Linked DNA regions of Homo sapiens: region 2 is linked to region 1. The links are chromatin loops, found by intact Hi-C in ENCODE. Cell type or tissue: B cell. All regions are shown on one strand.

What was found. A loop is a pair of places that touch in the nucleus more often than their neighbours do. Peaks named below come from ENCODE experiments on the same cell type or tissue, not always from the same donor. Only the 100,000 strongest peaks of a DNase experiment are listed, where the experiment ranks them.
Region 2: it touches region 1 in a loop (4-fold over the local background); 2 of 110 quality-filtered maps call a loop at or near these places.

The regions. Positions count from the first base shown.
Region 1 is chr3:143,670,960-143,678,959 of GRCh38, reverse strand. The region is part of intron 5 of SLC9A9 (solute carrier family 9 member A9); the gene reads left to right. Among named protein-coding and RNA genes, the nearest start is that of SLC9A9, 170 kb to the left of the region's middle. In B cell, CTCF peaks have their summits at 4,199 and 4,407; DNase peaks (open chromatin) are centred at 4,459 and 5,929; H3K4me3 peaks cover 686 bases; H3K27ac peaks cover 2,658 bases.
Region 2 is chr3:143,525,888-143,533,887 of GRCh38, reverse strand. All of the region lies in intron 9 of SLC9A9 (solute carrier family 9 member A9), which reads left to right. Among named protein-coding and RNA genes, the nearest start is that of SLC9A9-AS1, 190 kb to the right of the region's middle. In B cell, no CTCF peak of the experiment used is centred here; DNase peaks (open chromatin) are centred at 3,857 and 4,757; H3K4me3 peaks cover 1,826 bases; H3K27ac peaks cover 5,358 bases.

The sequences.
Region 1 (8,000 bases):
TTAGTTTCAATTCCACTTTTCTCTATATACTTTCTTCATCATTGACTTTGTGGAGGAAAGCAGTAGCCGATGCTATTATAGTTCACCATCTTGGTGATGAGAAGAAAGCTTTCATGAAAATTCTACTTTCCTCCAATTCATACAAAAATTTAAGGTAATTTCAATGAAAACTTACCACTTTAAACATTGAAACTGGATAAAATTATCTTAAAGCTTATAAAGTGGAATAAAACCATGAGGTAACCTACCTAATCAGATGTAAGAATATACTACAATGCCATTATAATCAAATCAGTGTGGTATTGGCCTAGGAAGCACAAGACCAGTAAAAAATAATAGATGATCCAGACACAGATTTCATTGAAAAATGATAATCTGACAGAGGTGGTCTTTCAATTCAATGGGGAAATGATGGTTTATTTAACAAATGGTACTAGCACAATTCACTGGCTATCCATTTAGATTATAAAATTGAACACATATAACCATTTACAAAAATATATTTAGAAGAATTAAAATGTAAATAATGAAATTTTAAAAAACTACTGCAAGAAAATCTATAAATCTATATCTATAGATTAAGGATATAGAGACTCTTCTTAACAAAGAATGGAAAACCAGAATCCATAAATATAGATATATTTGAAGATATAAAAAGAAAATACATTTAAGTGGAAAAGACACCATAAACAGTCAATAGATAGGCAACACACTGGGGAAAAATTATTAAAATACGAAGGACAGAATATTACTATTTTTAATACACAAAGAACACTTTAAAATGACAATCTGGAAGTAAGTAACGGAAACACTGACAAAGACTATGAAGAGGCAGGCTGGGCGCGGTGGCTCATGCCTGTAATCCCAGCACTTTGGGAGGCTGAGGCGGGTGGATCACGAGGTCAGGAGATCCAGACCATCCTGGCTAACACGGTGAAACCCCGTCTCTACTAAAAATACAAAACATTAGCTGGGCATGGTGGCAGGCGCCTGTAGTCCCAGCTACTTGGGAAGCTGAGGCATGAGAATGACACGAACCAGGGGGGCAGAGCTTGCAGTGAGCCGAGATTGTGCCACTGCACTCCAGCCTGGGCGACAGAGCGAGACTCTGTCTCAAAAAAAAAAAAAAAAAAAAAGACTCTGAAGAGGCAATTCATAGACACACAAATCCACTTGTTCCACAAATGTAAAAAGTTATTCAAACTTCCAAGAAGTCATGGAAATGTAAATTAAAGTAACAGCATATCATTTTACCCCTAACAGTTTGGCAACAATTATAATACCAAGTAACAGTCATTGCTGGCAGGGTTGCAGGAAAGAGTGGACTTTTACACATTTCTAGAGAACATTTAAATCATTAACAGACTTCTGGAAAGTAATTTGGCAAAGCTATTATACCTTAAAATATACAGCCCCTTTTGACCCAGCAATCTGACTCCTGGGAGGCTATCTCACACAAGTAAAACCACCAGTTCTTAAGGATATATGAACAAGAATGTGTACTGCAACATTTTTAAGATGATAGATTGTAGGACATCTACACAATATTGTATGTCTATTAAAAAAATAAATTAGTGCCCTTCCAGTTAACTTGAGAGTTTTCCAGCAGGCATTGTTGACTATTAAAGTAAATGCAAAAATGTATATAAAAATATGATTCACATTTTTAAAAGCAGTGGTGACCCCTATAAATTTATGTGTAGATAACCCCCATGCATATCTGTGTGTAACTTTTATATTGAAAAGTGGGACTTGTGAGGTATAGGCACAGAAAGTGCTTTTTTTTCTTCCAGTCTCCCCTTAAAATATTGTGTGGGACTACTACTTTCCGACTTGCTGGATAAAAATATTTGGTTTGTGAGTTGTAATCACAGACTCAACTCAGCAATGAACATGTGCAGTCCCATGTAATAATGGCAAAGCGAGAGTCAAACAGTAATCCACTGTGTCCCCAAACTCCATGTGTGTCATCTTAAGCTGTCTGATGGTCTAGGGAAGTCTCTTTTTACAGGCTTGAGATGTGCAAACAACCCTCCCCATGTGGGAGTTCAGATTTACAACTCACAAGTAGTAAAAGAACTCCCTTCACAGATCTTAACCTCTAGTCTAGGATCTTTCACATTCTTAAATGGCAGAGAGGTTCAATGGAGTCATGTAACTGGTTTTCAGACACGTGCTGGGTTTTTTTGTTTTGTTTTGTTTGTTTTTGTTTGTTTGTTTGTTTGAGAAGGAGTCTCACTCTGTCCCCAGGCTGGAGTGCAGTGGCGTGATCTCGGCTCACTGCAACTTCCGCCTCCTGGGTTCAAGCGATTCTCCTGCCTCAGCCTCCCGAGTAGCTGTAACTACAGACACACGCCGCCACGCCCAGCTAATTTTTGTATTTTTGGTAGGGACAGGGTTTCACCATGTTGAGCAGGATGGTGTCGCTCTCCTGACCTCATGATCCGCCCTCCTCAGCCTCCCAAATTACTGGGATTACAGGCATGAGCCACCACACCCAGCTGCTTTTAAGATTGTACATCTCACTACATAACATGTGTTTTTGTTTGTTTTGTTTGTTTGTTTGTTTTTGCTTTGTTTCTCATTTTAAACATCTAATTTAACATTGTTACAAGTGTGTGTGTAATTGTTATAATGAGAATTTTAGTATAAAGAGAAATTGGTAGGACATATACTAGGTCAGGTGTCCCCAGCCTCCCGGGCCACAGACGGGTACAGGTCTGTGGCTTGTTAGGAACCAAGCTGCACAGCAGGAGGTGAGTGGCAGGCCAGCCAGCATAACCACCTGGGCTTTACCTCCTGTCAGATCAGCGGCAGCATTAGATTGTCATAGAAGTGTGAACCCTATTGTGAACTGCGCATGCGAGGGATCTAGGTTGTGTGCTCCTCATGAGAATCTAATGCCTGATGAGCTGAGGTGGAAGTTTCATTCCGAAACCATCCCCACCTCGCCCTCCTCCCCATCCCCCACGAGAAACCTGTCCCTGGTGCCAAAAACATTGAGGACCTCTGTACTGCGTTGTAAAATTGGGTTACTTGGGGAGAGAGGAGATATGAGTTTAAGAGAGGAAGAGGTGGAAAAAAGAGAGACATACCAAAAAGGAAAAGAAAAAAGACTATTAAAGCAAACGACTAAACAAAGAGTATGCATATTATGATCATATTTATGGATTTATGTGGAAACACATCTGTACACTTGAAAACTTCAAAATTTCATAAAAATGAGAAAATAACCAATCATTTTTATATGATATTAGTAAATCACTCTGAAGTATAATGAGAAAATCTTAAAGGAAAATCTTCAAACTCAGTATGATATTGTGTCTGCCGTGAAGTGAAAAAAGAAATGAAAATCAATGACTTCTCATATTACATGTAAGTCACACATCTCTGCTTGCTCCAGTAGCTAAAGTGTGCTAAGAATCCCAAGTGCTTGATGAAGCCCTGAGCCCTCGTTGTTGGCTTTCATAAGGAGACTACTACTGGCTCATGTTAATTGAATTTAGAAAATTTACTGTGGATTATCCTGTCTGGTGCCTAAATTAAATGCATGGATGATAATTCATTTACTGAAATTAGAAGCCAGGAGGAATATAGATACAAAGTCAAAGTCTCTGTTTAGCTAATGTTTTGCCCAACCAGCCTGCACTTGACAAGTGTCATAGCACTATGCTATTTTTATTATTGGGAGTTAGGAGACCTCAGGTCTAGTTCAATCCCTGTTACTATGCACAAGGCATATTTCTGATGTGCAGGGAAAATTCAAGGTGGCCACTTAAGCTTTCTAGGCCTTATTTGCCTAATATATTCCTAGAGGAATTAGATGATTTTTAAGATTACTTCTTGCTCTATATTAGTAGGTTCTCCAATGTGAGTGAACGTAAAACTCACTTGGAGAGTCTGAAAGTACTAATTAGGGGGTTCTGCCTCCTGAAATTCTGATTCCGTAGGTCCAGGGTCAAGTCCAACACCCCATTTCTAACAAGTGTCTCGTTGATGCTAGTAGCACTAGTCCACAGCCCCGATGAATATAAAAACTGAATGAAATATTTGCTTTTCTGAGTAAATGTCAAGAATTATTGAGATGAAGGAGGCTTGGAACTGATATTTTTAATCTGAAATAGATATCATTTATTGCACTGGTAGAACCTGTATGTAATTTCAAGGGTGCACATCTTACCTTTTATTATAATTATAATAAACTTCCCTTATCATATAGTTCCTCCTCAGAGAATGTGAACTGCAGGAGTCCTAGTTCCCAGTAGAAAGTGCTGTTAGAAAACCTCTGAGATTTCTACCTCTGGGAGTAGTATCCTCTTGAGATGCCACCAGCTCTGATGTCTCTTGTTTGTCTCCCTTGCCCAAATAAGCTTTCCTAGCATGTACTACCTAAAATCACGGCTAGGTGTCGCTCTAATTCTGGGGCGCACCGGTTTCAAGGGGAAGTGTGAACCAGGGCGCTGGCACTGCTCGTGTGTTTATGGGTGAAAGCATCTAAGAGAGGCCCTGTGAAATTGCCTGCATAAAAGGATCACAGTTAGGGATGTCTCATAAACTAATCCCAAGAGGAGCCTTCCACTAAAAATAAAATAAGCACGTAATAAGGGTAGAAAAATTTCCTAAAAATGAGGTTGGGATTGGTGGTCAGAGCGTCCTGGATATCAAAAGTGTCAGTTCATTAAGGCAAGATTAGTGTCATGGGTGAATGGAGCATCACAGTTTAATGCTTTAACTTATTGGAACCTCACTTTCCACTTCCTTAAAATAGAGACTATCAAAACAAAACAAAACAGAAAGTACCTTCCATTTCTTCAAAGAATTTTTGTCAGATCAAATGAAGAGCTGTATGGAAAATTATGTGTAAATTGCTAAGTGTTTTAAAACACATTTTTATTAGCAGTGAATTCTTCTCAGGCACTTTATTGGATTTTTAGATAACACTATCATGATATTCCTATTTATTCCTGAACATAAAATTTCCAGATACCATTTTCTTCCTACATGACCATAATTAAAGAATTTGTTTTCTTATGTTTTCATTACTTGTCCATCCACTTCCACGGTAAATCTCAAATGTAAAGAGACTAAAAAGAAAAAATTAATAAAATTATATTTATCCTCATGTGGAATTTCTGCTTTTTGTAATAGCTACTATACACTTAAATATTTAAAATTTAGAATATTTTCTCCATGTTTCCAGATGCTGCCCCCCTAGACATATTGAACATTAGGAAATGTTGTCAGAAAGTCTTTTCTACTAGTCTCTGTTTTGGATTATCTAGATCATAGTTCCTCTGATAGAATAATCAATATTATTAATATTATTAATTAACAATATAATTAATAAGTATGGTCTTGCTGGCCTTTTATGCCCTGCCCTCCCACCCTTCCCTACTCCATCCTACCCCAACCATAAATTATAAAGCCAAATACAGATTTGTATTTGGATTGGTATTTCACTGATATTTCAAACCAGTTCCACTCCTTCTCTAATTAAATGTGCATTTTCTTTGTGATTTGACTGCCAGTCTACACCCTAAGTCACCATCTATACCTTATTGCAGGTAATTCGTGTCGACAATCATCACTAACCATAGCCATCCTCTCACTGAGTGCATGGACACAGAATATGCCTTCTCGTCCAGCTTCTCATCCTGCAGGGCTCCTATGGGTGGGGTTTTCCCTGTATGAATTCTCCAACTTGGCAAAATGATGATTACTGTCCCCTCGCCATAATCAGATAGAAGCACTGGAGAAATGTATAGCATTGAGTTTTCATCTTTTCTATTATTAACACTTTGAGGAAATAAGAGTCTTCCAAAATGAAAGGCATTTCTATACACTGTACTTGCAAGTCATTATTTTCATTTAACATTTAAGTAGTAGGAATAAAAGCCACCTTTATCCTTTAAAGTTTGCTGTAGTGTAACTATTGCAGAGGCACATGAACTATCTTACCTTTGATGGTGTTGATAATCTGAAGCCCCTTTCTATTTGGGGTTACTATGGTTACGGCTGCTCAGGTGATGTGTGAGCTGCACTGCTGTTTTGATAAAAATAGGTATTAACTACCAGTCATAGTGCTTTTCATTTCATAGCAGTTCTTGTAGAAGCACAGCATATTTTTTAAAGGTTGGGGGGAGAAATGCCTTTTCAAAGACTTATGTGGGAACATCTGCATAAATAATGGTGATTGGTCATGTGTATAAAAATATTTTTAATTAAATTCATTTTAATTAAACAGGGCATTTTGCTGAATCCTTCTCTGTTATTTGCACCAAGCTTAGCCTTGAGGAAGATGGCTGATTAACAGACCCAAGAACCTATAATTAAAAGCAGGACTGTTATTTTTGGAGAAAAGCCTCTTCAGTAAGGATGACTTAATTGGGCTGTCTCTCATATTTTTCATTCATCGTGGAACTCCAGGTTTAAATATTTAATTTTTCTAACACCGGAGAAAGATTACTCACATTGGCATAATCAGAAAAGTTTTTATTTTTCAGTTTTGTTTTCCTTCAGTTTCTCTGATCATGCTCTCTAATCACTGTTGTGTTTCAATATTTAATTGTGTTCTTCATTGATTTCTTTTGTTTGGATCACATCTTTTTAAAATCATGGATATTGTTCTTTTTCACCTTCTGGCCCTCTCTGCCTCTGCATTTAGTTTTAGCCTATATTACACTTGTGGTTTCTCATCACTGGTGTTATCAATATTCTACACAAGAATTCAAGAGAAAACGGAATAATTTTCTATTCACAGACAAAAAAAAAATTTAAGATGTAATTGACAAAGTAGTTCCTTCAGTACCAGGGCTGGCTTAGAGAACAAAGACAACATTCATTTAATATCGGCTAAGCAGGAAGAGATCAAGATGGTTTTATGCCATATTATAAACAGCAAAAAATGCTCTCATATAGTATAAAGTTTGTGTTCCTGAATTATTTGCTCTGTCATCTATAAAGAAAGTTGGATGACTCTACTTTTAGCATCTAATATTTGGTAGAGAAAGATTGCATTGGTATTGCTGTGAGAGAACAGAAGCAGTAAGAGATATTCATATGTTTTCATTGAATTCCAAGGGGGGAGAAATTACACCTCAGAGGGAGTCAGAGGATGTTAGACCAGAGTACCTCCCACTGAAGCCAGCAGGCTTCTAGAGAGCACAGACGTATCAGCCATTTTTACTATGCAATCTGCATTTCAAACCTGCACACAGTGTCATTTAACAGTACTTGGCTGTATTTTCTGTGTCTTTACAATTCAGTGTTAAGCACAATGGAATAGCATCAGTTTAAAACCCTCTACATAAACCTATGTCTGTAAAACTCCATCATATAAACCTCAATTCTATTCTTGAGCAAATTTACTCAGAAATAAAAATAACAGCTTTGATTTATATTGTTTGACTCTTTCAAAGAGCTCAAAGAGCTTCTACAGACAGTATTTCAGTTATTTTCACATTGTGTTCTTGGGTAGAGAAGACCCATTTCTTAGGTGAAATAATTGAGGTGCAGCAAATTTTAAGATTATCTCAAGGTTTCACGGCAAGTTAATGAAATATAGGTATGGAAGCTAGGAATTCTGTTTCCTTAGATTTCTAGACTGTGTTTTTGCTAGATACTAAACACTAACATCTATCTGAAAAAAAAACTGACTTTTGCTAACTTGCAGCCAGCTTAAAATTATTGAAGCAATGGCTGTACTTGAATCAATATGTAGAAGCAACCCAAAGCCACGGATTGGCAGCAAATTAAAAGCTCCATCTGAATACGTCTACTAGAGAGTATGTTATCTAGTGATAGCAGCCATTAACTAAATGTGTACAAATATATCATCTAATTTGATCATCACCACAGCCGATCAATTATCTCCATTCCAAGCAACAGAGGTTCTAAAAACTTAAGTGGTACATTTACAAGGCTCGTAAGTGGCAGAGATGGGAGACAAATCAGGTCCAATATTCTTTGTCCTACACCATTGCTGTTTCTCAAAATAGAAC
Region 2 (8,000 bases), 150 kb after region 1:
GTTAGGTGGACTAAACCTAGAAATGTATTGCATTGTAGGAGATATCTACATTATTATTTTCTGAAAAATGTGCATAGAGCTTTTCATAAATGTTCCCCTCATTAACAAAGAAATGCCATTTCACTTTAACTACAAAGACCTTTCCCTGACAGAGGCATTTGCAACAATGGCCTATTTAAATTCTTTCTCTCTCTTTCTCAGACACATTTTTAAAAATACCCTTACCTCCAAATGATTCTGATATATGATATCTAAAGATGTAGGGTTTTTTTATGGTTATGCATCAGTAACACAACAAAGGTCAGCTTTGCTGTGTTTCACATATGGTATGCTCATGTGTCTGACTACTTCATCTGTGTGGCCTCACTTATTGCATTTTTCCAAATTTTTGTGTCTTCATCTTTTTTGGAGCCTCTTCTGCTTTGGATCTATGACTTCTGGAATTATTAATACCTGGCCTAATGCCTACCAGAAGTCAAAGGATACAAATATTGAATTATCCTGTGTGTCTTGAGGTCAGTCTTCATAGAACCTCAGCATCTGGGAATTAAGGCAAGTAGGAGGACAAGCACTAGATGTGGAAGACCTGGGTTCTCAGCCTGGGTCTGCTCGTGTATTTGTGGTATGTCCTGGAGCAAGGCCCCCAGGTCGCTGTGAGCCAGGGCATGTCAGCCCCACGAGAGCAGGGACTTGGTCTGGTTTGTTCACAGCTATATTGCAGTGTCTAGAAATGTGCCCAGCACATGTAGGTCATCACTTTTTATTTGTGGGTGAATAAATGAGTTGCAATGTTCTCTGTACAGGCCTGGGCCCACATGGGCAGTTAGTGAAAACCTCCATGGGCCCTGCTCCCCTTGGGGCCCACACAACACAGGATTAAGTTCTCTGAGGGGAGTAACAGGGTTCTCTGGGGCTATATAACAAAGGACCCCAATAGAGAAGTCCTTGAGAAGAGACTCTTCAGCTGAGACCTAAAGAATAATTAGGTGTGAACAGGCAAAAGGCGTTGGCAAGAATGAGAGCATTGCAGGCAGAGGCCTCATCACAGGGGAGATCCTGGGTCACTTGAGGGACTGAAGGGCCCTAGCATCCCTAAAGTGATTATCTAAGTGAGATATGTACCAGAATGAGTGGAAATATCATTAAATCATAGAGTTATAGGGCTGGAAGAAATCCCATTACTCAAACTAGCCCATGTCGGCTACATTTTACCGTTTGAAAACTGAGGACCAGAGGTCTCTGAGCAAGTTCTGAACCTTAAAATGAGGGTTTTTTTCCTTTTTATATTCGAGTTTCATGATTTTTATAAAAATTCGTGGTACAAAAGCTTGTAAAGTAAAATTTAAGTTTCCCCACTCAAGAAGTAACTGCTGTATTAGAGACTGGTGTATATCTTTTTAGAAGTATATATCCATTGATATTTTTAAACAAAAAAAGTGATTATACTATAATTGGTAGTTGTCAAGCTTTTTGATAACAGGACCTCTTTACACTTCTAGAAACTATTGAGGCCCCAAAGAGTTTTTGTTTGTATGAATTATATCCAGTAGTGTGCTGGAGCCAGCTGGAACCAGCTCTCTACACCAGGTTCAGTGGTAGCTTGAAATCTGCCATCGTGGGAATATTTACATCATGGAATCAGCTTGCACTACAAATCAGGGCTCTCCCTGTCCCCCCAGAGAGCCAGTTGTTAAACATCTAGCAGCATACCACTGATTACATGTATCAATGTTTATCATATTAGACACTTAAAATGAGGATTTTAGAAATATTTAGTAATTTATTTTAAAATAATGATAAATCCATTGCATGTTAACATAAATCACACTTTCTATTTTTGCAAATTTCTTTTATTTCTGGTTTAATGGAAGGCAGCTGGATTATCAGATTTGCTTCTGCATTCAATCAGTTGTGATTATCACGCATTATGTAGCCTCTGGAAACCTCCATTGTATCCTCAGGATAGAATGAGAATGAACAAATCAAAGGATGTCTTAGTAACAGTCTGAAAATCATGTTAACTTCATGAGCTACCTGTAAGAGTCTCAGGGAGTCTCAGAGGTCAATAAGTCATACTTTGAGAACCGTCCCTACACGTAAGTTTATTTCTGTTTACTTTTTACCTTATTGTTTTGTTTTTAGCTTTTTAAACTTACTATGTCATAGGCCATGATATTGTTCTCTTTCATTAAAATGAGATTCATACATGTTAAATAACAATTACCTAGATTATTTGGTCTTATTTTTCCTAATGTTTCTCTTAATTTACACCCACATATTGTATTATACAACAAGAAAGAGGAAATGAGAAGGAACTCAGTGAAGATTTGTGTAGACTGCCTTCTTCCTAAAGGTTTTTAAGACAAACTTCCTATACATTATGTCTTATTTGATTTAGTGCTGCTTCCAGCAGGAAGATGTACTCTGTGATGGCTCATGGTTTTAGCTTCTTCTCTCCCTCATGTGAATCTCTGTCTCCAAAGACATGAAAAGATGCCCTACCACTGTTCTGAGATGAACTCAAATAAATAAAATTCAGCTCTATTCACCAGGGTCTCTAGAGGCTTATAAATGAAGATCAGGATAAAGGAAATTTGGGGATGTGGTTTGCTTTCCTTGCCAGGGGAGCATTTGAAATCTCAAGAGCTAAGTAAGGCCAAAATGCTCAAGCGGAGGCATGAGTTGATGTATCAGATTCACTCATAAATGGGGATAATGATAGCTTCTATTTCATGGCACCAGAATCTATAAAAGTACTCACCAAATAGCTGTTGTTGAATGAATAGTGTTGTAAAGATTAAATTAGTTTTCATGCATTAGTTTTTACAAAATGTTTGTGGCTCATAATGAGCACTATATGCATGTTAGGTTTTGTTTCAGTTATTTTGTTGTGTTTTTTCTGAGTGCTGGAATTAGGACTCATAATTATATCTCGCAGTTCAAGCTTCTTATCTATAATGGGATTATTTTATTCTATGAACTAAAACATAAAATGCTAAAAGGAGGTAAGTTGACAGAGGCAAATCCTGAATCACATTATGGCAATTTTTCAATGAATTCAGTTAGAGTAGCCACCAATATGACACTGGTTAAATCAGAAACTCCCATCTTGACAGAACAGTGAGAAGCCAGATCCAACCCTTATCAGTTGTCTGATTTTGTCTCCTTTTTCTTCATGTTGCAAAAACTATTTGAATAGTGTTTTTGGTTTTTGTTTGTTTGTTTGTTTGTTTTGTTTTGTTTTGTTTTTCAGATTTCTGATGGACTTGAGATAATGCATGCACACTTTTCCATTTGGTCAAGGTTTTTCCTTACTAACTGTATTAGTCTGTTTTCACGCTGCTGATAAAGACATACCCAACACTGGGTAATTTATAATAAAGGAAAAGAGGTTTAATGGACTCACAGCTCTGCGTGGCTAGGGAGGCCTCACAATCATGGCAGAAGGCAAAAGGCAAGTCTTACACTGTGGCAAGCAGGAGAGAGAATGATAGCCAAGCGAAAGGGGTTTCCCTTTATAAAACCATCAGTTCTCGTGAGACTTATTCACTACCAGGAGAACAGTATGGGGGAAACAGCCCCCATGATTCAATTATCTCTCACCGGGTCCCCCCCACAATATGTGGGAATCATGGGAGCTTCAATACAAGATGAGATTTGTGTGGGGACACAGCCAAACTCTCTCACTAACTTAGTAATTATCACTTGAATATTTTATTAGGCATGATAATTCATTTGCTTATAGCCACTTGTTAGCCACAGCCCTCTAAACTCAAAGCCAGGTATCCCTTCCCTTCCCTCAGTACAGTGCATGCTACAACGTCAATAGCTTCAACAAGCCAAACCTAAAACTGGATGGTAGGCTGCTTTCCCAGGGTTCTAATAACAGGTGGTGCACGGGTTAGACTCCAGGCAAGCACAACCCCAGTTTCCTCATTCTCATTCTTCCGTCCTAGAGTCATAGGAGTGGCTTCTGTTCTGCTCATCTGAAATTCAGAAACAAAATAGGGCACTCCTTTGATAGACTTTTTATTTGCTAAATTTACTGGAAATACAGCATCAGATACAGTGTCCAATCTTCCTAGTCTTCCATTTTTCAATTCTTCTCTTTTCGGTGTACATATCAATGACTTTATAAAATATGAATAAGTACTATATACATTTATATAAATGTAAAACATTTAACAAAATACTCGGTATCTAACTCTCTCCCTAGAAGCCAGTAATCATTGATGGGTTACTGAGTCCTTGGAATTGAAAACTATGACTTCTATTCTCTTCCCTTTGTTACAGTTCTTCTCAAGTTTTCTTGAGTAAAAATCCCTGCTCTCATGTGTTCAATTCACCTGGTATATAAAACCATCCAACAAAACAGTGTTGAATCCTTCCAAAATCCACTGGCAAATACTTTCATGGGATGACATTCCCTAAACAAAACTTCATAATGCCCTTGTTTTATCCACACCCCTAGAGAGGATTACATATCAAAGAATTAAAAATGTTTTAATAGAACTCAGGCCAAAATGCTTCAGATGAATTAAGAAATCCTCTGGGTCTCTTCCAAAAGCCAAAGTGAACTTGGACTTTTTCTCTCTCCAGTGTTTTTATAAAAACGTTTTAAAAGTTGAATTTGTGTTTTCTTAGCTATCTCAGTATTGCGGTTCTGATCATAAGATGTTGACTTCCTCCCAGAGGGGCATTTCCCACTCTGAAATTAGCTGCTGCATTTTTTGCTTGAGAGGCTTGACTGCGTCTCTACCCTCAAGCACCTTAGCTCACCCCGCTGTTGTTGGCACAGGGTAACTCACCCTCCTCATCTGCAGCTCTGTCTCCTCCCACATGGCACCGGCACTGTCCCTCTCATCTGTAAGATACACACATTCTCCTTTAGACTTATTTCCTTCTGTTTAGAGTTAATGCTCTTGATGGCTTCACATTTCCACTATTTCATATTGTTGGTCCTCTTAACTTATAAGTCATGAAGATCAATCAAAGTAAAGATAATAAACTCCTGACCTATCAGATAGTCTGATGCCTGGCACACAGTAAGTACTTAAGACATATTTGTCACACTTTTTTTTTTTTACTTTTGAGCTAGAAGGACAAAAATACCCAGGCATGAGTTAATGTATAGAAGGTGGCTTATTCTCCTTTGCCTTCTTCTAGGACTTTTTACTTGATCAGACCATATGAAATTGCTGCTATTTGATAGTTTAGACCTTATAGAAAAGGTAATTTTGTGTGATTCAGCTGTTTTCATGGTGCTAAGCAGCTTGATGTTCTGTTTGCAAAGAGTTCCCACCCTCACAGAGTTGTTCATAGGGTTATAGGGTGACCAACTACTACCGGGATAGAGGACTTTCAGTGCTAAAACGGGAAAAGATCACAGCAAACTTAGATTTGTTGATCACCCACTTATCACACTGCAGTCAAATTCTGCTTTCTGTACTTTCTTATTTCCTAAATGTGTAAAGGAAAAAATTTCCAAACTCATCATAATACTAGGTAAGATTTATTGAGGGCCTATCATGTACAGACAACTGAGTTAATTGGTTTAATCTTTCCAATAATGCTGAATTCTTCTAATAATTCTTAATTCCAACAATAATTCTTACCTCCATTTTGCTGGCCGCTAAAAGGAGGCACAGAAAAGCAAAGTAACCTGACTGAGGTCACAGAGCCTATAATGGTGGAGCAAAAAGCTGAACACAGGAATCTGAGCCCAAAATAAGTCTAAAAGAGGGATATCCAGTTTTCTCTACATTGAGTAACTGTCATTCCTGCAAAGCCTGCCTATGGAAGTGGTTCCTGGAGGAAAAGACATGGAAATGATTTTCTCCATTTCTCTCTGGCTTTCAGTGTTCTTCCTTCTCCTCCAACTCCTACTCTCCAAAGATCTACTTTCAGTTACAGCCAATTAGCCTTGGCTGTATCACGATCCAGCCTAGCCTGGTGACAATGCCTCTCACCTTGTTCCAAGTGCACACTACCCAGTTCTTGACATCAAGTGCCATGCTCTGTCCTACTAATCCTGCCCCTTACCTCTACCTGGACCACTGCTTCCTGCAAAGCAGTCTTCTCTGTGGTCCTCATAGCCCTTTGGTTGTGCCCCACTGCTGAGGCACTGAGGGAAGAAGGGTTAAACATTGGGAGGGATGTGGACCTATTGCTAAGTCTTGAAGAGTCTTGAGTCTTGAATGTGGTGCTAAGCAGTTTGGCTTTCCTTCGGTAGACAGGAAGGAACCAACCAAGATTTACAAGCAATGGCATGAGCACATCTGTGTTTTAGAAAGATAAAATATAAGATGGACTGAAGCAGGGAATCTATAGGAATATCTTCATTGTATGAGACCTGACAAATTTTGACACAATGCCACTAAGCACATACTATGTGGCACAAAGACAACTAGTCAAGTAAGTGAAAAAACAAACTCAACCTAATGAAGTTCCTTCAACCTTGTGCTACTGTTATCTAATTTTTACTCTCCTGAACCATTAGAAAATTCTAATAATAAAAAACACAAGTTGTCAAGTTTTGTCACGTGTCAATAAAACACTTTAACCATATTAGAGGTACTGTGCTTCAATATGACTGATGTGTTCAGTTAAAATGCTGAAGTTTATGAATCTTACCGTAAAGCTTGAAGAAGAACAGTGGAGATACATTACATGCTATCTGTGAAAAATGGTAAAAATAAAAAGCTAAAATGAAAATATTGAATCTTTGAGAGAGAAATGCAGGCACCGAAATGTGCTATCATCTCATCACTATTCTCTATAGGCTTGTGGATTAGACAAGTCGTATATGTCTAAAACTGCATAGAGGGTGTTTCAGAACTAGAGATGTAAAAAACTTACTTTAAAATAAGAATAGAGCTCTCCAGTAAACCTAATCATTCTCACAGGGCAGATCGGCTTTAAACGAATGTCACACTTATCTATATATAGTCCACAGTTCCCCAGGGGTGCCCAAGCCCCTTACCCCACAAGAAGCTTGATATATATTTCAACACACAGAATAACATATACTTTGCCCTAAGACTTCCTTTTATGCTTGCTAACTTCAGGATCCTCACAATGGCTGCAAACTCCTAATATTTCAAAGACTGTCTACATTAATATCTTTCAAAGCCTCAAACCCTGGCAAGGAACAAAAATTGTTTTTGAATCGGCTTCAAGAATTAATATTAGAGAATAGGAGGTTTTTCCTCTCAGCAAATTGAAGTTGAATAAATTGTTCTCTGTCTCCTTAAAATGGAATTGGTTGCTCGAGGTGAGCTCTGCTGTGAGGAGGCAGGATGCAGCAGCACTGTGAAGGATGATGGCAGGGACAATTTGGGGGACAGGAGGGGGCCTTTCTTCTCTTAAATTAGGGGCAGGTCTGTTTCTTTAAACCTGGCATAGATGCTAAAATGTAGGAAGTAAGTATATTAGCTTGGAGTTGCATTAAAAATAGCTGGAATTGCTGGGCTATTACCACCTCTTTTCTTGTGTTACCAAATGCCCACAGAGCAGCCTGCCCCTAAGCATTCCTGGGCAGCCATTCATGTCCTCATGGCTGTGACACACATGAATTGAAACTTCCATGTGCAGAGACGCAGATGGCTCCCTTCTTTGGAAGGAGAAAACAAACCCTCCAGACTTCCTTTTGGTGCTTCTAGGCATCTGCTTTGCCCACTATCTTCCCCAAACAAGAAGATGTGACTGTGGTTTGAGGGTTTAGCTTCCCCTGTGGATTTAAAAGACCTAGACATCACAGCCACTGGCCAAAAGCTTTCAATGATGGCTTTGATTTAGTTATATCTTTCTGTTTATAAAAATGACTTTACTGCATAGTATATTCATAGATGTAAAACAGAGTAATAAGACTCAAGGACAATTCTGTTGCCTAAAGGCAACCACTGTAACTGCTAATATTTTGACATTTTTTTCCTTCCAGTCTTTTGTAGCTATTTCATTTATCAAGAATAAACTGTATATGTACAATTTTGTATCCTGCA